2 separate regions of the Homo sapiens genome follow, and region 2 is linked to region 1. A link is an interaction called in ENCODE POLR2A ChIA-PET data of the cell type or tissue named here. Cell type or tissue: Panc1. All regions are shown on one strand. Links, peaks and the distances in the headings refer to the core of each region. The heading gives the core; the rest is flanking DNA.

Region 1 (10,851 bases), core at 1,195-9,194:
TGCTGGTTGATTGCGCACACATTTGATATGCGCCTCCCCTGCCCGTCCCTGTAGAGTAGTGGGGATGCAGTGGTGACTGGACCAGCCTCATGGCTGGGTGGCTCTGCCCTCATGCGGCTCCCCATCCGGTGAGGGAAGCAGACCTTCAGACCCCAGAGTGGTCAGGTCTGTGATCGGGGAAGCCCAGGGGAGTGGGAACCCAGTGGAGGTGCCTAACCCAGCCTAGGGGTCAAAGAGGGCTCCTGGAAGCAGCTTTTGGGCTTTGGAGGTGGAATAGAGATTCATCAAGGAGCCGTTTCTACCATCTTCTCCACCTGCCTTTCTTCAGTGAAACTCTCACGACAGCTCTCCTTTCTGAACTTCTGTTTCCCTCCTCAGTAAAATGAAAGATTCAGACTTGGGTCTCCATCCATCCTTCCAACCAACCATCATTGATTGGGCACCTCCCATGTTCCTGCTCCTCTTGCTGGGCACGAGGCTTACCCTGGTATACAGTATGTTGGGAAGTTCTGCAGGTAAACAACCCAGAGTGATAAGAGTTCTAATAGGGGAAGCCACGGGGCTGTGGGAACCCCAAGAAGGCACCTAACGGTGACTTGGAGTTTGGGGACAGGCTTCTCCAGGGAGATGAAAGCAAAAATGGGTTGACACGGTGGCCAAGAGCACAGCTTTCCGGAATCCAGCTGACCTGGGGTCTAGTCATAGCTGAGCCCGTGACTAGCCCTAAATGGGCAGCTTAACTGTGGGTGCTTCCATTTTCTCCCAAGGTGGTTGTAAGGATTAAGATGGGATTATGAATTTCAAGTACCTAGGACAGTACCTGGCACGAGAAGTCGCATAATAGATGATAATGAGATGATGATGATGAGATGATGGTGGTGGCGGTGGTGGAGGTGGTGATGATGATAATGAGGAGGAGGAGGATGGTGGCAGCTTGCATTCATTAGCCCTTACTGCATGTTGGAGGTTAGGTGGCTTAGTAACAGCCTATAAGATAATAAGCGTGAGCTGCTGCTGTTGTGATTATTCATTCACCAGACATGTGAGGGGTCGCCCTGCACCCAGCCCTGAGCTGGCACAGGCCTAGGTGTAGCAGGACTGTGTTCTGGGAGCAGAGTTCATACAGCGAAAGCCTGGGCCAGGAATTTCATGGGCCAAGTTGGGAGTTTCTTTGGTGTGTGTTGGAGACCCATGGCTCCTGGCCTCCTGGTCCCCTTTCTTGTTCATTCCTGAGACTTTTCAGCACTGGCCTCAAGAGTGTAGGCTGCCCTTGACCTCTGTGGCCAGAACGCATGGATGCTCTGCTCAGCCCATCAGCCAAGCCCCAAATTAGACCTGACAGTGTGATTTATTCTCTGGGATGGAGCCGGGAGGGCACAGCCCCAGTGGGTGATTCGGAGGGAAGGTTGTCAGCCCGAATTAGCCCAGACCTTTCATGCAGCCTTGCTGGTTCAGCTTCCTCTGGCTAAGAGGGTTTTCCAGGGTGTTGCTGGCTTCAGCACTGCCTCCTTCCCCGTCCCCAGGGACGGACACTTGGCTGTGATCCCTAAGGAGCGTGTGTCCCGAGGGCTGCCCAGGCAGGCCCTGTCTGAAGGCAGTGGAGGCTTTGGGTCATTTCATCTGCCCCCTCAGGAGCACAGAGTCGCAGCTCCGTGGAGTGCTTGGCCCATTCCCCGCTTCTGTTCTTTCACTGAGTTCCGTGCTGGGTGGCTGGTGGCCGTTTCCCTGCTCCACACCTTCCGGTCGGTGATCACAGTGTCTCTGCTTTCTAGCTGCCTTCATTCATTCACAGGAATGCCTCTGATGGGCGAGTTTCTGCTGCAGTAACAAATTAACCCTGAAATCCTAGAGGTTGGACACAACAGATGTCCATTTCTTACTTGTGACATGGGCAGGTCAGGTGGGAGGGCTTAACCTTGTACCTCAGGGACCCAGGCTGACAGGAGCTCCCCCCACTCGCCCCATCCCGGCCTGCCCCTGTCTTGGAGCCTCACAGGCTGCAGAGACACCACAGCAGAAGGGGACGGAGAGGTGCACAGCAGCACTTAGATGCCGAGGCCCAGAAGCCACGTGTTCACTTCCACCTGCACCCAGAACTGTCACACGGTCCTGCCTAACTACAAGGGACTAGAAATACGATACTCAGTGAGCAGTAACTCTCATAGCCACAGTGGACTGGTGGGGTATTTATGCAGCACCTACTGTGTGCCAGGCCTTCTCAGGGCTCTAGAAATGCAGAGGTGTCCCCCTGCCTTCCTGGAGCTCATAGTTTAGTGGTGGAAACAGAATTGAAGTAATTACAGCAACAGCTGTGTGATTATGTCTGCACTAAGTGCTCTGGCAGAGGAGCCCAGAGGGCCGTGACAGCATATCTGAGAGCCCGGACATGTCTTGAGAGGTCAGGGAACGTCTGTCATAAGGACTGACGTTTGGGAGGAGGCCTGAAGGATAAGTAGACCTTCCCCCAGTGGGGGCGAGGAATGGGGAGAGAGTCCCTGGTAGAGGGAACCGCATCAGCAGAGCTCCGGACGTGGGAAGGAGCTTGACTCTGCGAAGGAACTGGAAGAAGACCTGTGTAACTGCAGGGTCAAGAGCTGGGAGAGGTAGGTGGGGGCAGATGGTGCCGGGTCTGGCTGGCGGTGAGGAGGAGGCTGGGACTTGGAACACCTGCCTTTTGGAGCTGTTGAAAGAATCAAATGAGCTCAGTCATTCTCTTAACAAATGCTGAGTTCCCACTCTTTGGCAGGGGGTGTTCCAGCAGTGAACAAGACGACAAATATCCCTGTTCTCAGAGCTGGCATTCGAGGAGCGGGACACAGGCAGTGAACCAGGCAGATACATAGGATAATTTTTACCTGGTGAAAAAAACTGCTGACCAGTAAATAGAGTAAAACAATAAGGAGCGTATGGATTGGAGGCTTTTGGCTCCAGGTAACGGCAACCCCCATTCATGCAGACTTAAGCAGTCAGGCCCCCCACCTCCAAGTCTGAGGGTTCTTTGGACCCTGTGAGCTGGTGACACAGCAGCTCAACAATAGCCTGGGGGACTGTCTGTCACGGTGCCTTCATCTTAAAGCAGGCACCTTCCATGGTCAGAGGATGGCAGGTAGGGATGCCCTGGGCAGTGTCAGGGCAGGTAGCGGGAGATTTTTCAAACTCTGCATGTCCCAAGGATCTGCCACTAGCGTGCCTTGGTGACAGTGAATTATAGAAGCCAGTGTGAGAGTAAGGAGGAAGCTGTTGCTCTAGTCTAGGCTGGAGATGCCAGAGGATGGGGCCAGGGTAAGGAGCATGGAGGGAGAGGAGGGGGCAGGTTCTGGGTACGGTTTGGAGGTAGAGTGGACAGGACTTGCTAATGGCATGGCTGCTGGAAAGGAGTTCTGAGCAGACACACACAGATGTCCACTGTGCACTGTATCTTCCTCATGTAAAAGTCATGTGCAGGCCAGACGAGGTGGCTCATTCCTGTAATCCCAGCACTTTGGGAGGCCCAGGTGAGCAGATCACCTGTCAGGAGTTCGAGACCAGCCTGGCCAGCATGGTGAAACCCCATCTCTACTAAAAATACAAAAATTAGCCAGGCATGGTGGTGGGCGCCTGTAATCCCAGCTGCTCAGGAGGCTGAGGCAGGGAGAATTGCTTGAACTCAGGAGGCAGAGGTTGCAGTGAGCCAAGATCACGTCACTGCACTGTAGCCTGGGTGACAGCGAGACTCCGTCTCAAAAAAAAAAAAAAAAAAGTCATGTGCATGTTACAGTCTGAGAAATCCTACAGGAAAGAAACCCGCTTCTTTGACTATGGAGCACTTTTCTTTTTGAAAGACACCCAGGAACATCTTCTACAGTGTAATTTGGAAAATGTTTAATAATGATTCCCATCCTTGCTGTACATTAGAATTATGTTGGCAACTTTAAGAAATCCCAAGGCCTGGGTCTCACCCTTGACCAATTCAGTTAGAGTTACTGAGCGACATTATAAAGCTGTATTATTTGTTTGCATTTCTTTAATTTTTTAATTTTAATTTTTATTTTTTGGAGACACAGTCTCACTTTGTCGCCCAGGCTGGAGTGCAGTGGCACAATCTTGGCTCACCACAACCTCCGCCTCCGAGGTTCAAGCAATTCTTATACCTCAGCCTCCTGAGTAGCTGGACCACAGGCGTGCACCACCACGCCTGGCTAATTTTTTGTATTTTAGTAGAGACAAGCTTTCACCATGTTGCCCAGGGTGGTCTCGAACTCCTGAGCTCAGACAATCCACCTGCCTTGGCCTCCCAAAGTGCTAGGATTACAGGCATGAGCCACCTTGCCTAGCCTGCATTTCTGATTATCAAAGTAATGCTTGTTTGTTGTTTAAAAAAAGAAATCAAAGGACCCATAATGCCCCAAGATAATCACTTTTATGAGCTGGTGTGTGTCTTCCAGATTTTTTTCAACACTTGTACCTAAAAAATGCCATACGTGCCCCAAAACAAAGTGGTTCGATAGCTTTCCAAAGAGATGAAAAAAAGTTTGCCAGCGGGGGGTGGGGGTGGTGGGGGTGGGGGTCGGGCATGGTGGCTCACGCCTGTAATCCCAGCAATTTGGGAGGCTGAGGCGGGTGAATCACTTGAGGCCAGAAGTTCGAGACCAGCCTGGCCAGCATGGTGAAACCCCATCTCTACTAAAAATACAAAAATTAGCCTGACGTGGTGGCACGCGCATGTAATCCCAGCTACTCAGGAGGCTGAGGCAGGAGAATTGCTTGAACCGGGGAGGCAGAGGTTGCAGTGAGCCAAGATTGCACCACTCTACTCCAGCCTGGGCAACAGAGCAAGACTCTGTCTCAAAAAAAAAAAAAAAAAAAAAAAGTTTGGAGGCCCACCTGAAACATTCAGGGATTTGAACAACATAATCAGCTGCCTTTCTGTATTTCCTAATTGATTAATTTTGTGACATGTTTGGAATCCAGATATCAAAAATGTTGAATTCAGCAGGGTACAGTGGCTCACGCCTGTAATCCTGTCCCTTTGGGAAGCATAGGAGGATCGCCTGAGGCCAGGAGTTTGAGACCAGCCAGGGCAACATAGCAAGACCGCATCTCTACAAAGAAAAAAAATAGCCAAGTGTGGTGGTGTGTGCCTGTGGTCGCAGCTACTTGGGAGGCTGAGGTGGGAGGATCGCTTGAGCCTAGGAGGTAGAGGCTGCAGTGAGTCATAATTGTAACACTGCACTGCAGCCTGGGTAGCAGAGGGAGACCCTGTCTCAAGGAAAAAAGAGAAAATTGGACTCAAAATGTTCCGTATATCCTCTCACATGTCATAAAACAGTGTTAGTCACACTTTTCACAGACATCCTTATTACAAGAGTCACTTTTTGAGTCATCTACACGTATTTCCAGAGTACGCTGTCTCCACGTCCATCTGAAGCATTTGTGATGTGGCACCCCTTGAATTTGTGTATGTTGTCACTGGAAACTGTATCCCAACACTCAGGAAGCCATTCCTCTACCATTAGACAGTTTTTTTTTTTAATGCCCCTTTTAGGAATTGGTGATCTCTACAGCCACTCACTGTTAGGTTTTTTTAAAAAACCAACTCAGATGTTTAAGGACAGTTACTGAACATGGGTAAGTGGCTGAGTAAACGTGAACATATAAAAGTGGTTATATAATCGCCTGTTTGTGAGTCAATCAGACTCATCATTCCAGTGCGAATAATAAATGACAACTTAGGAAAATTTCTCCATGTTCTTTCTTCCCCCACAGTGGCACTTTGCTTTGAGACAGTTTTCAGTGCTATATTACACATCCTTTTTTTAAAAAAAATTCAAAATTCTAGTTGAAATGCCCCATTTAAGAGTTTCAACTGAAGTATTTTGTTTAAATTGGTTAAACGTGTCTTAAAATCATTTGTCCCTATCTTGCTTTTTTTGAGTCGGAGTCTCGCTCAGTCGCCCAGGCTGGAGTGCAGTGGCTCAATCTCCGCTCACTGCAAGCTCCGCCTCCTGGGTTCACGCCATTCTCCTGTCTCAGCCTCCCAAGTAGCTGGGACTACAGGCGCCCACCACCACGCCCAGCTAATTTTTTTGAATTTTTTTAGTAGAGACGGGGTTTCACCGTGTTAGCCAGGATGGTCTCGATCTCCTGACCTCATGATCTGCCCACCTCTGCCTCCCAAAGTGCTAGGATTACAGGCGTGAGCCACCGTGTCCGGCCCCTATCGTGCTTTTTAAAGGAACCTTTATTTATTTTATTATTATTACTTTTTTTTTTTTTTTGAGTTGGAGTCTCACTCTGTCACCCAGGCTAGACTGCAGTAGCTCGATTTTGTCTCATTGCAACCTCCATCTCCAAAGTTCAAGCAATTCTCCTGCCTCAGCCTCCTCAGTAGCTGGGATTACAGGCACCCGCCAACACGCTCAGCTAATTTTTTTTTTTTTTTTTTTTTTGGAGATGGAGTCTCACTCTGTCACCTAGGCTGGAGTGCTATGTCATGATCTGAGCTCACTGCAACCTCCGCCTCCCGGGTTCAAGCGATTCTCCTGCCTCAGCCTCCAGAGTAGCTGGGATTACAGGCGCACGCTACCATGCCCAGCTAATTTTTGTATTTTTAGTAGAGATGTGGTTTCACCATGTCGGCCAGGCTGATCTCAAACTCCTGACCTCGTGATCCGCCTGCCTCAGCCTCCCAAAGTGCTGGGATTACAGGCGTGAGCCACCGCACCAGGCCCCAGCTAATTTTTGTATTTTTGTTTTGTTTTGTTTTTAGTAGAGACGGGGTTTTGCTATGTTGACCAGGCTACCAGGCTGGTCTCGAACTCCTAACCTCAAGTGATCCACCTGCCTCAGCCTCCCAAGTAGCTGAGACTACAGCCACAAGCCATCACGGCCAGCTAAGTTTTAAATTTTTTATAGAGACAGGTCTCACTATGTTGCCCAGGCTGGTCTCAAACTCTAGTCTCAAGTGATCCTCCTGTCTCAGCCTCCCAAAGTGCTGGGATTACAGGTGTAAGCCACCACACCTGGCCCTTTGCTAATTTCTTACTTGGTTATTTTTTTCTAATATTGAGTTGTAAGAGTTCTCCATAAATTTTGAATATTAATCCTTTGTCAGATATGTGGTTTGCAAATATTGTTTCCCAGTCCATAGGTTGACTTTTTGTTATGTCGATTGTTTCCTTTGCTGTGCAGAAGCTTTTTAGTTCGATGTAGTCCCGTTTATTTATTTTTGCTTTTGTAGCCTGAGCTTTTGGTGTGATGTCTAAAAAATCATTGCCAAAGCCAATGTTGAGGAGCTTTCCGCCATGTTCTTTTCTGGGAGTTTTATGGTTTCAAATCTTACATTTAGGTCTTTTATCCTCTTTGAGTTTATTTTTGTGTATGGTATAAGATTTCATTCTTTGAAAGGCTCAGTTTCATTCTTATTTCCCACTTATGTTTGGATTTATTTCTGGGCTATTTTATTCTGTTTTTATGTCAGCACCATACTGTTCTGATTACTATAGCTTTGTAATATAATTTTAAATCAGGAAGTGTGATGCCTCCAACTTTTTATTTCGCAGTGTTGCTTTGGCTAGTTGGGGTTTTTTTGTGGCTATATATAAATTTTAAGATTGCTTAAAGAGCATGTTTACAGTGACTTATCACACTTGGAATTGTGAATACTTGGGAATACTTAACAAGTCTCCTATAGTATATGCCTCCCTTTTTATTATTGCCCAAACTAGCATCATTTAAGTTTTTAAAAGCTAATATGTCTTTCCCAAAGAGCACTTGTTCCAAAATAAAATAAAGTGAAAGACCCTGAAATATAGCTACATTTTCTAAGGATAATATTTTGGGCATATCTTGCTTTATCTTTGGTTACATCTTTTATCCAAAATAAATGAAGTTAACCACTCACAAATAGCTAGCTCAGTAGTGTTTGACCTTCCTGCGTGAGCTGTAACTAGTTCTCTCACATCCCCAGCTTGACCTCATTCATTCATTCATTCGACATTGATATATTTCCTGTCAGCTACCCTGAAAGCCAGTAGTAAAGATGGCCTTTGGAATGTGTTGGAATCTCAGCCATCCCCTTCTACCTCTATGACCATGGCCAAAGCACTTACCTTCCTGTGCCTCAGTTTCTCCATCTGTAAAACAGAAGAGATAATGCTGCCTACATCATAATATGGTTGTGGGCATTCAAGGATTTAAAACAGATCCATGGGCCAGGCACGGTGGCTCACACCTGTAATCCCAGCAGTTTGGGGGGCCGAGGCGGGCAGATCACTTGAGGTCAGGAGTTCGAGACCAGCCTGGCCAACATGGTGAAACCCCATCTCTACTAAAAATACAAAAATTAGCCAGGCATGGTGGTGCATACCTGTAATCCCAGCTACTGGGGAGGCTGAGGCAGGAGAATCGCTTGAACCTGGGAGGCGGAGGTTGCAGTGAGCTGAGATCACACCACTGCACTCCAGCCTGGGCGACAGAGCGAGACTTCATCTCAAAATAAATAAATAGTTAGATGGAAAGAAAGAGAAAGAAAGAAATAGAGAAAAAGCGAGAGAAAGAAAGAAAAAAGCAGATCCACAGTCCCAGGTGGAATGTGATCCAAGCTGATGTCTTGTTATCACTGCAGAAATATCGATGTGATAGTCTACCACTGTTCGCTCAGAACCTTCTAGGGTTGCCTTTCTAAAATCTGAATTATTCAGAATTCCGAAACACATCAGGCCCAAGAGGTTTAGGAAGGGATCATGCCACCGTATATATGAAGAAAGCACTTAGCCTAGTACCTGGCACATAGTAAATGCTGTGTCAATGTTAACCATTTACTGTTGCTACTATTACTAGTTAAAGTGCTTACCTCACCATCCGTAATCATCATCATGGAAAAGCGAGTGATAATCACAGTGAGATACCGTGACACACCTGCTTCAGTGGCTACGATAAAAAGAGGGCACGGAGGAGCTGAGGTCAGAGAGTTCCACAGGAGGTCTGCTAGGGACTGGGGCCTTTTCCTTACATGGATAGGGGGAGGGTTCTGAGCAGAGGAAGGACATGATCTGACCCATAGATTAATAGAGTCCCTCTGGCTGTGTGTGGCAGCAGGAGCCAGAGCCAGGAAATTGGGGCAGAAGCTCCTGCTGTGGTCCATGGTCCTGCCTGTGGGGGTGTGAAGGAGGGGTGAGCCCATTTATATCTTGAAGGTGGAGCTGACAGTGAGTACTGATGGCCTGGATGTAGGGGTGAGAGAAAGAGAGGGGGCTAGGATGACCCTGAGGTTTGGGCCTGGACACCAGCTGAGGGGTGAAGATACTGCATTGAGGGACCCCAGGGTCGGGGTTTGCAGGGAGTGGCAGAAGGCCTTGTGAAGAATCAGAGACGTGGCTGAGTCTGTTCGGTGCTGGGTGCCCGTCAGACAGCTGCGTGAGATGGCAAGGAGACAGTTGGATACGCATACCTGAAGTTGAGAGAGGTCCAGGGGGGAGAAGGAAAAGTAGGGGTCCCCAGCACAGAGGTGTTGAAATCACGAGGAGAGCCGTGTGGATGGGGAAGAGCGAAGCTGTGCGGAGAGACGGCGAGGAATCAGCGAAGGAGGCTGGGGAGGGAGTGCCAGTGAGGAGGGAGGAGACCTGGAGAGTATGGACCCCTGCAGTGAGGCAGGAGGTTGATGAGGGCCCGAGGTGATTGCTAGATGGGAGGCACAAAAGGCTGAAGGGAGCAGGTTCAAGAGAGACGGGGCTTTGTTGAGGCCTGTGAAGGTGTGACTACACGTGTTGTTTGTTGCTTTCTCTCTGTTCAGGCCACACCTGGCACACAATAGCTGCACAATAAAAATGTGTTAAATTAATGTCTTCATGGATTGGGGAGAGGTTAGAACGCAGAGGAGCCCTTGGAATTGGGGGTCGTCACTGTGGAGTATGGCAGAAGTGTGTTCTATGGACCTGGGCTCCTGTCCCCAGATGATGATGGGGAAGGAGAATCAGAAACATAACCCAGACATCTGGGCGCCCCCCAGACCATTTACTTAGTGCCTGGTGCCACCAACAGGACTGACGTGGCATCCCCATCTAGAGAATGAGTCTAATAATAATACTGACTCATGGAGCTGTTGTCAGGAATCAATGAGATAATGCTGTAAAACATCATCAGTGTTTGATAGGCTTGAGCTGTTGTTACAAGTTAAATCCTATCATTACCATTATTCTGGCTTCATGGCCCTCACCACCTAGTGGGGGAGATAGATATCAAATAATCAGGCTGGGCGCAGTGGCTCACACCTGTAATCCCAGCACTTCGGGAAGCCAAGATGGGCAGATCACTTGAGGTCAGGAGTTCGAGACCAGCCTGGCCAACATGGTGAAACCCCGTCTCTACAAAAAATACAAAAAGTAGCCAGTGTGGTGATGCGTGCCTGTAATCCCAGCTACTCGGGAGGCTGAGGCACAAGAATCACTTGAACCCGGGAGGCGGAAGGTTGCAGTGAGCTGAGATCATGCCACTGCACTCCAGCCTGGGTGACAGAGTGAGACTCTGTCTCAAAAAAAAAAAAAGATACCAAATAATCACTCAGCCACGTAATTTAACTGTGGCAATGAAACTATAAAGAAAAGGTACACAGCCACTCGAGAGGCTAAGGTGGGAGGATCGCTTGAGCCCGGGGGGTCGAGGCTGCAGTGAGCCATGATCACGCCACTGCACTCCAGCCTGGGTGACAGAGCAAGACCTTGTCTCAGGAAAAAAAGAAAGAAAAAGTGCAGGGGGCCTTGAGAGAGAATAACAGGCAGGAAGGAGGTGGGGGTCTTATTCCAGGCTGGGGTGGGCGTGGGAGTGTCAGAGGAGGCTTTTCTGAAGAAGCAACCTGTGAAGCTCGACGGGGAG
Region 2 (10,851 bases), core at 1,662-9,661, 64 kb after region 1:
GCAATTCTCCTGCCACAGCCTCCTGAGTAGCTGAGATTACAGGCATGCACCACCAGGCCCAGCTAATTTTTGTATTTTTAATGGAGACAGGGTTTTGCCATGTTGGCCAGGCTGGTCTCAAACTCCTGACCTCAAGTGGTCCGCCCGCCTCGGCCTCCCAAAGGGGGCTTTCCTTTTATTAGAGGGAAATCTGCCCCAGAAGTCCTCACCAAGCACAATTCTCCTCATATCTCATTGCCTGGAATTGATCACATGGTTGCCTATAGGAAAAACTTGGGAAGCAACATCTGGGGAATGGGAATGAGATGGCTGTGATTGGCTTTGACTAAAGGTTTTCATCCCTGACTGCACATCAGAAGCACCTGAGAAGGATTAAAAATATGCCATGTATGCAAACATGCATGTCTGGCCCCATCCCAGACCAACCAAATTAGAATCACTGGTGGTGTCTTGTCTTGTCTTGTCCTTTTCTTTTCTTTTCCCTTCTCTTCTCTTCTCTCTTTCCTACCCTCCCTCCTTTCTTTTCTTCTCTTCTCTTCTTCTTTTCTTTTCTTTTCTCAGACTGAGTGTTGCTCTGTTGCCCAGACTGGAGTGCAGTGGCGCGATCTTGGCTCACTGCAACCTCCGCCTCCTGGGTTCAAGTGATTCTTCTGCCTCAGCCTCCCAAGTAGCTGGGATTACAGGTGCATGCCACCATGCCTGGCTAATTTTTATATTTTTAGTAGAGATGGGGTTTCACCATGTTGGCCAGGGTGGTCTTGAACTCCTGACCTCAAGTGATCCGCCCACCTTGGCCTCCCCAAAGTGCTGGGGTTACAGGTGTGAGCCACCCACGCCTGGCCTTTTTTTTTTTTTTTAAATGAAACTGGTCTGAAACCAGTGCCACAGTTCAAGATCCAAGATGATGCCAGTATTCAAGGCAGGTGGGTGTTTTACTTGAGCATTTACAGTAATGTGTACATAATACAGTGTTACTGTAATAATGACAAGAGCCCACCTCCTGGTAGGACCTGTTTTCTTCATTATACTCCCTACTGCCTTACATAATTCATCTCCCCCATTCCAGTGTCAGCTCCACAAGGACAAGGGTCTTTGTTCATTGCACCTAGAGTAGGACTCAGTGCCTCACAGGAGGCACTCAGCCAGTATATGTTGAACAAATGAAGGTAGTTTACATTATTGTCTCATTTAATCCTCCCAACACCCCTTCAAGGTTACGATACCATCCTGTACCCATTTCACAAAAGAGCAAGCTGAGGCTCAGAGATATGAAGTCACTTGGTCAAGACCGCACAGCCAGGAGGCAGCAGGTTCAAGTTCTGGCTCAGACTTAGGGCTTTCTGACCTTAGAGCACAAACTTCCAATCATCACACATGTCTCTTTCAAAACAAGATACCTCTGCTATGCTCTTATCCCTTTTTAGGTCTCGAGAGCCCCCTAACCTTCCCTTCTCTCCCTTGAGTAGCTCATCACCCTGCGGGGCTCCATCCTGGAAGATGCTACGCCCACAGCCACCAAGCATGGGACCGGGCGGGGCCTGCCCTTGAAGGATGCCCTGGAGTATGTCATCCCCGAGCTCAACATCCACTGCCTGCGGCTGGCCCTCAACACCCCCAAGGTGACGGAGCAACTGCTGAAGCTCGATGAGCAAGGGGTGAGTCAGGGGCTGGAGGTGGGGGTGCTGCTGGGGCAGTACCTTGCAACCCCACTCCTGGTAGCTTTTTCTATCTTGGTCACTTTCTTTTTTCTTTGCAAGTAACAGAAACCTACTTAAGCTGGTTTCAGCAAAAGGAGGGATTCAAATCAAATTCTAGTGGTGCCAAGAGCAAGAATGTAACTGGGTCTCCTAAAGGAGGGAGATTGTCTGGGGGTGAGATAGCTGCTAGGTCCCCATGTGTGCATGCATATATGTGTCTATAGTGGGGGGTTAGTGTGTCTTTCCTCCCCGCTCCACATGCTGGCTCCCTCTGCTTCTCTTGCCTCTCCCACAGCTCCCAGTCTGTTAGAATTACAGCCACATGCAGACCCCAGCAGGCTGACCCTGGTCACAGGAGAGCCATCGATTGGGCTATGGCGTAGGTCAGGTGGCTGTCCATGGCCCAGTCACCAGTGACCAGGGGGATCCGGGATACCTAAAGCAAACATAGTTATTGGGAGCCCACTCCCTAAAAAAGGTATTGACTATAAGCCTTGAGCCCTCCAGATTTTGCTTTTGCAGAATCTCAGCCCATCCCAGTCCACCTACTGTGGGATGCCGGCCAAGGCAACAGTCTCTTTCATGCAAGTGTGGCATCACCAGCCGTCCTCCACCCGCCATAGCGAGAAGAGGCGGCCTGGATACCTCGTTGTGCTTCTCTGGAGTGGAAGGGAGGGGGAGGGACAACTGGGACATGCTGCCATGCCCCAACACTGTTTTCCCCTGTCTGGCTATGGCTCTGGGTTCCCGAGTGGTCCCAGCAGCTCCCAGGGCCTCAGGCCTCAGACATACCCCTTGCTCCCTTCCCTCTGCCATCTCTGCCTGGCCTGCCTCCACAAAGCCACTCTTGCCTCTGCAGCTCTGCCGGAAGCACAAGGTGGGCATCCTCTATTGCAAGGCCGGCCAGAGCTCCGAGGAGGAGATGTACAACAATGAGGAGGCCGGCCCCGCCTTTGAGGAGTTCCTCTCCCTCATCGGCGAGAAGGTCTGCCTGAAGGGCTTCACCAAGTACGCTGCCCAGCTGGACGTCAAGAGTAAGTAGGGGGCCGGTTAGATCACAGTGAGCCACCACTGCACTCCTACTCAACAGGCAAAGCTTAAAAGGCCTGGGGATGCCACGGTGGGGACGTGGAGCAGTGGGAGCTCTCAGACTTCACTTGTAGGAGCACAAATAAGTGCAGCCACTTTATTTTTTCGTGTTGTTGTACTTGTTGTTGTTGTTGTTGTTGTTTTTGAGACAGAGTCTCACTCTGTGGCCCAGGCTGGAGTGCAGTGGCATGATCCCATCTCACTGCAACCTCTACCTCCCAGGTTCAAGCAAGATTCTCCTGCCTCAGCCTCCCAACTAGCTGTGACTACAGGTGTGCACCACCACACTTGGCTAATTTTTGTATTTTTAGTAGAGACAGGCTTTCACCGTGTTGGCCAGACTGGTCTCGAACTCCTGACCTCAAGTGATCCACCCACCTCAGCCTCTCAAAGTGTTGGGATTACAGGCATGAGCCACCACGCCTGGCCATGTGCAGCCACTTTGGAAAACAGTACAGCACATTCAAGTCCAGTTTGAAGAGACGCTGCTCTGTGACTCAGCTCCTGCACTCCTAGGTATGCACTCTGTCTAATGTGCACGTGCATGGCAGGAGAGGACTGAATATCCCTAACCACCGGCACCTCGGTGCACCCAGTGCACACTGGCAGAGTTGCGCCGTGTTCACCCAGAGGAGATGAACTGGCACCACAGGCATCAGCGTGGAAGAGAGCCACATGCTTCGTGCTGCGCAAAGACAGCAAGCCTCAGAAGAGTGGGACCTGAATGATGTCTTTTACATAACAATTTTTTTCTTTTCTTTTCTTTTCTTTTTTTTTTTTTTTTTGAAACAGTCTGCCTCTATTGCCTAGGCTGGAGTGCAGTGGCGCAATCTCAGCTCACTGCAACCTCCGCCTCCTAGGTTCAAGGAGTTCTCCTGCCTCAGCGTCCCAAGTAACTGGGATTACAGGCATGAGCCATCACTCCCTGCTAGTTTTTGTATTTTTAGTAGAGATGGGGATTTACTATATTGGCCAGGTTGGTCTTGAACTGCTGACCTCGTGATCTGCCCACCTCGGCCTCCCAAAGTGCTGAGATTACAGGCGTGAGCCACCACACCTGGCCAATTATTATTTTTTATAGAGACAAGGTCTTGCTATGTTACCCAGACTGGTCTCAAACACAAGGCCTCCAGGGATCCTTGGCCTCCCAAAGTGCTGGAACTACACACATGAGCCACTACACCTGGCAAAAAGGTCCAGCAGGATGACTCACACCTGTAATCCCAACATTTTGGGAGGCCAAGGAAGGAGGATTGCTTTAGGCCAGGTGTTCAAGACCAGCTTGGGCAAAAAAGCAAGACCCTGTCTCTGAAAAAAAAAAAAAAAAAAAAGCAAAAACAAAAACCCAGCAATATATTGTTGGTGGATATGCTCTTACACAGTGGAACTCTAAAGAAAAACAGAGCCAAGCGTGGTGGCTCATGCCTGTGATCCCAGCACTTTGGGAGGCTGAGGCGGGTGGATTGCTTGAGCCTGGGAGTTTGAGACTGCAGTGAGCTATGATCATGCCACTACACTCCAGCCCGGATGACAAAGCAAGGCCCCATCTCAAGAATAAATAGGCCGGGCATGGTGGCTCATGCCTGTAATCCCAGCACTTTGTGAGGCCGAGGCGGGTGGATCACCTGAGGTCAGGAGTTCGAGACCAGCCTGGCCAAAATGGTGAAACCCCATCTCTACTAAAAATACAAAAAAATTAGCTGGGCGTGGTGGTTCACGCCTATAATCCCAGCTACTTGGGAGGCTGAGGCGAATCGCTTGAACCCGGGAGGCAGAGGTTGCAGTGAGCCAAGACCGCACCATTGCACTCCAGCCTGGGCAACAGAGCAAGACTCCGTCTCAATCAATCAGTAGAAAAAAAAAAAAAACAAGGGAATACTGGAGACAATATGCAGGATAGTGGTTGGCTGTCTGGGGAGAGGTGGGTGTGTCTAGGAAACGGTGCTCACGTTAGAGTGTGGGTAGTGGTCTTTTTCTTAAGGTGGTATCACATAGGACGTATTTGTTGCAGCAGTCTCTGTGCTTATCATGTGTATGTGTACATAAATATATATGATATATGGGGCTGGGCGCAATGGCCCACGCCTGTAATCTCAACACTTTGGGAGGCTGAGGCAGGTGGATCACCTGAGGGCAGGAGTTCGAGACCAGCCTGGCCAACGTAGTGAAACCCCGTCTCTACTAAAAATACAAAAATGTAACCAGGTGTGGTGGCACATGCCTGTAATCTCAGCTACTTGGGAAGCTGAGGCAGGAGAATTGCTTGAGCCTGGGAGGCAGAGGTTGCAGTGAGCTGAGATCACACCACTGTACTCGAGCCTGGGCAACAAGAGCAAAACTTCATCTCAAAAAAAAAAAAGGGGCCGGGCGCGGTGGTTCACGCCTGTAATCTTAGCACTTGGGAGGCCAAGGTGGGCGGATCATGAGGTCAGGAGATCGAGACCATCCTGGCTAACAGGGTGAAACACCGTCTCTACTAAAATACAGGCGAGCGCCTGTAGTCCCAGCTACTCTGGAGGCTGAGGCAGGAGAATGGCGTGAACCCGCAAGGTGGAGCTTGCAATGAGCCGAGATCGCACCACCGCACTCCAGCCTGGGCGATACAGCGAGACTCCATATCAAAAAAAAAAAAAAAAAAAAGGAAAGAAAAAAATATATATATGTATATGATATATAGGATTGAAATGTTTCATGAGAAGTAGCTGGGTGGGTGGATGGGTAATGTTCACAGGTGTCACAGCTCCCTGGGGAATGGACTACCACTGTCCTTGGGAGTGGGTTTTCGTCAGCTGGGAGTGAGAAGGCCCCAAGATGGCTCAGTCAGACATTGCTCTTCCCCACACCTCGCCAAGACTCGGTTTGCTCTTCTAGAAAACAAAACAGAAGCCCAGATCAGGAGACAAATCTTAGAGAGAGAAGTGAGGTGTTAGGCAGGTGTCTGGGGCCATCATCACCTTCCCCTGCTCCTCCGCTGAAGGAGGCTGTAGGAGGAACGAGCATGTTATTATGCCATTTGCTAGTTTCGTGATCTTGGACAGGTGGCTTTGCCTCTCTCGACCTCAGTTTCCTCATCTGTAGAGTGAAGGTAATAATTGCGCTTATCTTGGAAGCATGGTGAGGGTTCCGTGGGTCAGCTTTGCCCCAAACATCCTGAGCCCTCCCTCTGTGCCGAGTGCTTCCCAGAGCTCCGCCAGCGTGGGTGTCCCCCTAGGTGGGCGGGGAGGCAGCAGGCCTCCCTGGGCTCACCTGGCGTGGAGGAAGCTGGCAGGTGTGAGTGTTAGTATTGGTTTTTTTGTTTTTTTGTTTTTTTGAGACAGTCTCGCTCTGTCACCCAGGCTGGAGTGCATTAGAACGATCTTGGCTCACTGCAACCTTCACCTCCTGGTTTCAAGGGACTCTCCCACCTCAGCCTCCTGAATAGCTAGGATTACAAGCACGTGCCACCAGACCCAACTAATTGTGTACTTTTAGTAGAGATGGGGTTTCACCGTGTTGGCCAAGCTGGTCTTGAACTCCTGACCTCAGGTGATCCACCCACCTCGGCCTCCCAAAGTGCTAGGATTACAGGTGTGAGCCACCGCGCCTGGCCAGGAAGTGGGTTCTCTTAGAGGACCCCAGGAAGCATAGTGCTCCTGGAATGAGTTTCCCCAAATTACAGGCAAGAATGGCCCTGGCTTGAGCAGATACCTGGGTGTTACCCGGCTCCCAACCTGGCTCTGGCACTGGCAGCTGTGGCCTCAGTGTCCCCGCCAGACACTGAGGCAGCATTGAATATTATTAAGAACAGATCTGGAGGCCAGGCACAGTGGCTCACGCCTGTAATCCCAGCACTTTGGGAGGCTGAGGCAGGTGGATCACCTGAGGTCAGGGGTTCAACCAGCCTGGGCAATGTGGTGAAACCCCATCTCTACTAAAAATACTAAAATTACTAAAATTATCCAGGCATGGTGGCAGGCACCTGTAATCCCAGCTACTCAGGAGGCTGAAGCAGGAGAATTGCTTGAACCCAGGAGGCAGAGGTTGCAGAGAGCCCACATTGCGCCATTGCTCTCCAGCCTAGGTGACAGAGTGAAACTCTGTCTCAAAAAAAAAAAAAAGAACAGATCTGGAATCCAACAGCCTGAGTACTGGTCCAGACGCTACCACTCAGTACAGTGTGACCTTGGGAAGGCACTCCCTCTCCATGCCTCAGTTTCCCACTCTGAAACATGGGCTCAGTAAGCAGGTTTGCCTCTTCCTAGCCATAACCCTCCCTCCTATTAGAGAGAACTCATATCCTGATGCTCAATGATAACCATTTCTTTGCTTTTCTTCATAGTTTTGCTACTTACCTACACATCCCTGACTGGTATAATCTGACCTGCTTTTGCATGTCACATGAATGGGATCACACTGTGTGTGCTGCTTTGTGTCAGCATCTTTCACTCAACATTTAGAGGATTTCCCCATGCTGCAGCCGCGACTCATTCCTTTTCCTGGCTGTATATTTTTCCACAGTGTGAATTGACCAGTGTGTTCACCCATTCTTTTGACTGACGCTTGAAGATTCTTGTACCCATATCCCAGGACACGTGTGCATGATTTCTCTGGGCTGTGGTCCAAGGAAAGGAAGTGCCAGGTTATCAATTAAGCCTATCTTCAGGTATAAGAGAGATTGCTAAAAAGTTTTCCAAAGTGCTTGTACCAAGTTACACACCTAACCAGCCACCTCAAGGGTTCCATTTGCTCCACATCCTCGCCAACCATTGGTGCTGTCAGACTTTTTAATTTTTACCAGTCTGGTGGGTACATAGCAATGGGGTTTCCTTTTTATCTAAATGTATTTAATTTTTTTTTTTTTTTTGAGACAGAGTCTAACCCTGTCTCCCAGGCTGGAGTGCAGTGGCGTGATCTCGGCTCGCTGCAACCTCCGCCTCCCGGGTTCAAGCGATTCTCCTGCCTCAGCCTCCCGAGTAGCTGGGACTACAGGCACCCGCCACCAGGCCTGGCTAATTTTTGTGCTTTTAGTAGAGACGGGGTTTCACCATGTTGGCCAGGCTGGTCTCGAACTCCTGACCTCAGATGATCCACCTGCCTCAGCCTCCCAAAGTGCTGGGATTATAGGTGTGAACCACCAGGCCTGGCCAGTGTATTTAATTTTTAAGAGTAGATTGAAGTGAAAGCACCAAGTTAAAAACCAGCACAGATGGTACGTGGGATATGGCAAAAACCCAGAGGTTTTGGAAACATGGTCCTAACTGGCATTTCTGTTTCAGCCGACTCCACGGGAACCCACTCCCTCTACACGATGTACCAGGACTACGAGATCATGTTCCATGTCTCCACCCTGCTCCCTTACACCCCCAACAACAGGCAGCAGGTCAGTGATTTTCAGCAGAGGCACGGCTGCCGGATGTTGGCTGCCCACCCACCAGCATTGGCCCTCCCAGTTCTGTCCTGTGGATCATATGGAGGCCCTTGACCTTGGAGGCCATCTTTACTATGGTCACTTTCCCTGGGGGTTAGAGAGCAGCCCAGGTGTGGTTCGAGATGTCACTTTGGCCCCAGTCTTTCCTGCTGCTTCTTGGGCGCCCTGCCCAGCCCCAGCTAGCCCGACGCCCCTCCAGGGCCTCTTGAGTCATCACTGGTCTTAAGAAGAAGAGTGAATCAGTCAACATTATTTTGACTGCAAGTAACAGAAACTCACACCAAACTGGCTTAACTAGAAAAAGAGATTTATGGGTTATATAACTCTAAGATTGTAGAGAGGGCTGGCCTCAGGTCTGGTTGGATCCAGGGACTCCAACAATATTAGGAATCCTTCCCCATTTCTCACCTCCACTTTTCTTTACAGCAGCTTTATTCACAGGTGCAAAGCAAAGATACCTCCTAGCAGCCCTAGGCTCACATCCACCAGCTTAGCCACCTCAGCAGAAAGAGTGCTGTTTTTTCCAGTTGTCCCAGAAGTGTTTCAGAGCTGAGTCTCATTGGACTATTCACATGCCAGTCTTGGGGCCTGGGGTAGGGGTGGAAAGGGCAGACTGGCCAAGCCCGAGGCTCATGCCCAACCCTAGAGAGGGTGAGTGGTGCCAGCTCAACTTGAAACGGATGGAGGTTGGGGAGGTGCTTTCCTGAACTGGGTGGGTGTGGCTGCCAGCAGGAGGCAGGGATACCAGGTGGGCAGCGCCACCAAACACTCATTGCCAAGAGGCTGCAGCTGTGACCCGGCTCCTCTCTTGGACCCACCTTGCAGGCTGGGCCCACAGAGCAATTCTTCCAGTTCCTAATGAACAGAAGCCCCAGAGTGCTGACAGTTTAGGAAGTAAGTGTACGTATTTTCCCAGTTGGCACAAGTGACTTTGTAGGCCAAAAATGCTCAAATATTGATTTCCTAAGGTTCATCTAAAAACATGCTATTAAGAGCTTTGGTCTTAGGCCAGGCTTGGTGGCTCATGCCTGTGATCCCAGCACTTTGGGAGGCTGAGGCAGGCGGATCACCTGAGGTCGGGAGTTTGAGACCAGCCAGGCCAATATGGTGAAACCCCATCTTTACTAAAAATACAAAAATTAGCTAGGCATGGTGGCGTGTGCCTATAGTCCCAGCTACTCAGGAAGCTGAGGCATGAGAATTGCTTGAACCCAAGAGGCAGTGGTTGCAGTGAGCTGAGATCATGCCATTGCACTCCAGCCTGGGCAACAGAGCAAGACTCTGTCTCAAAAGAGAAAAAAAAGCAAAAAAAAAAAGCGCTTTGATCTCAGAATTAGACCTGAATTTGAGTTCTTTCTTGGCTACTTCCTAGCTGTGTGATCTCAGGTAAGTGATCTCACCTCTCTGGGCCTTGAGTCCCTGCTGTGTAAAATGGGTATAATCGTAGTGCCCCTGAATCAGGGTCATTGAGAAAGGTCCATATACTCCTGCGGCAACCGGAGCGTGACAGGGCCCGACACACAGGAGGGGCGCAGAGAGCAGTGCCTTTTCCTGAGTATGTGGGAGGGGCGCTGGGGAAAAGCTTGAGTCGTAGAGTTAAGAAGTGGGTTAGAATCCAGGCTCTTTCCCTCCATCACTATGTGACTTAGGTAAAATTACTTAACCTCTGTGAGCCTAAGTTTTCTCATCTGTAAAATGGGGCAAAATGAGTTAACGCCTCTCGGGGTTGTTAAGAGATTCATTGAGATGATGAATTGAAGATAAGGCTGTGCAGTGTTTAGTACAGGACCAGCCACAGTCAATAGCTGCTTTAGCGATTTGATTTAATGCCACTTAAAACTCACATAAAGAACTAACCATTCAACAGTAGGAGTTGAGCTGCAAAGCGTGTCTGGAGTTCACACTGTGAGCCATGTCACTTAGAGCTCCGTGGGACTCCCGTCCATGGATCTCCTGCATTGGCAGATTCTTTAACAGCTACATGAATGCTAGAACTGTGTAAATAAGAACAATATAATAGGCTGGGCTTGGTGGCTCACACCTGTAATCCCAGCACTTTGGGAGGCTGAGGCGGAGAGATCACCTGAGGTCAGGAGTTCGAGGCCATCCTGACCAACATGGAGAAACCCTGTCTCTACTAAAAATACAAAATTAACTGGGCGTGGTGGCGCATGCCTGTAATCCCAGCTACTCAGGAGGCTGAGGCAGGAGAATCACTTGAACCCAGGAGGTGCAGGTTGCAGTGAGCCGAGATCGCACCATTGCACTCCAGCCTGGGCAACAAGAGTGAAACTCAGTCTCCAAAAAAAAAAGAAAAAAGAAAAAGAACAATATAATCTCAGCAAATAAGCCAAACACTGTGAATACGGCGTCACCTGTGAAGATAACAGAGTCTTCCTCGGAGACTGACCAGCAGGGGAGAGGTGTATTAGTCCATTTTCACACTGCTAATGAAGATTTACCCAAGACTGGGTAGTTTATAAAGAAAAAGAGGTTAAATGGACTCACAGCTCCACATGGCTGGGGAGGCCTCACAGTCATGGCAGAAGGCAAAGAAGAACCAAAATCACATCTTCCATGGTGGCAGGCAAGAGAGCTTGTGCAGGGGAACCACACTTTTATAAAACCATCAGATCTCGTGAAACTTATTTACTATCA

The links. ChIA-PET counts read pairs that join two places held together with the same protein. Peaks named below come from ENCODE experiments on the same cell type or tissue, not always from the same donor. Only the 100,000 strongest peaks of a DNase experiment are listed, where the experiment ranks them.
Region 2: POLR2A ChIA-PET joins it to region 1 with 17 read pairs; 6 of 35 experiments call an interaction of 5 or more read pairs at or near these places.

Annotation. Positions count from the first base shown.
Region 1 is chr19:38,034,868-38,045,718 of GRCh38, forward strand. The region is part of intron 2 of SIPA1L3 (signal induced proliferation associated 1 like 3); the gene reads left to right. Among named protein-coding and RNA genes, the nearest start is that of SNORD152, 120 kb to the right of the region's middle. RefSeq lists enhancers at 2,178-2,679, 10,794-10,843. In Panc1, for the core only: no CTCF peak of the experiment used is centred there; a DNase peak (open chromatin) is centred at 5,394.
Region 2 is chr19:38,098,496-38,109,346 of GRCh38, forward strand. It overlaps SIPA1L3 (signal induced proliferation associated 1 like 3), which reads left to right. Exons shown (of 22, transcript NM_015073.3): 5 at 1,467-1,655; 6 at 2,557-2,731; 7 at 8,042-8,145. Among named protein-coding and RNA genes, the nearest start is that of SNORD152, 59 kb to the right of the region's middle. In Panc1, for the core only: no CTCF peak of the experiment used is centred there; no DNase peak of the experiment used is centred there.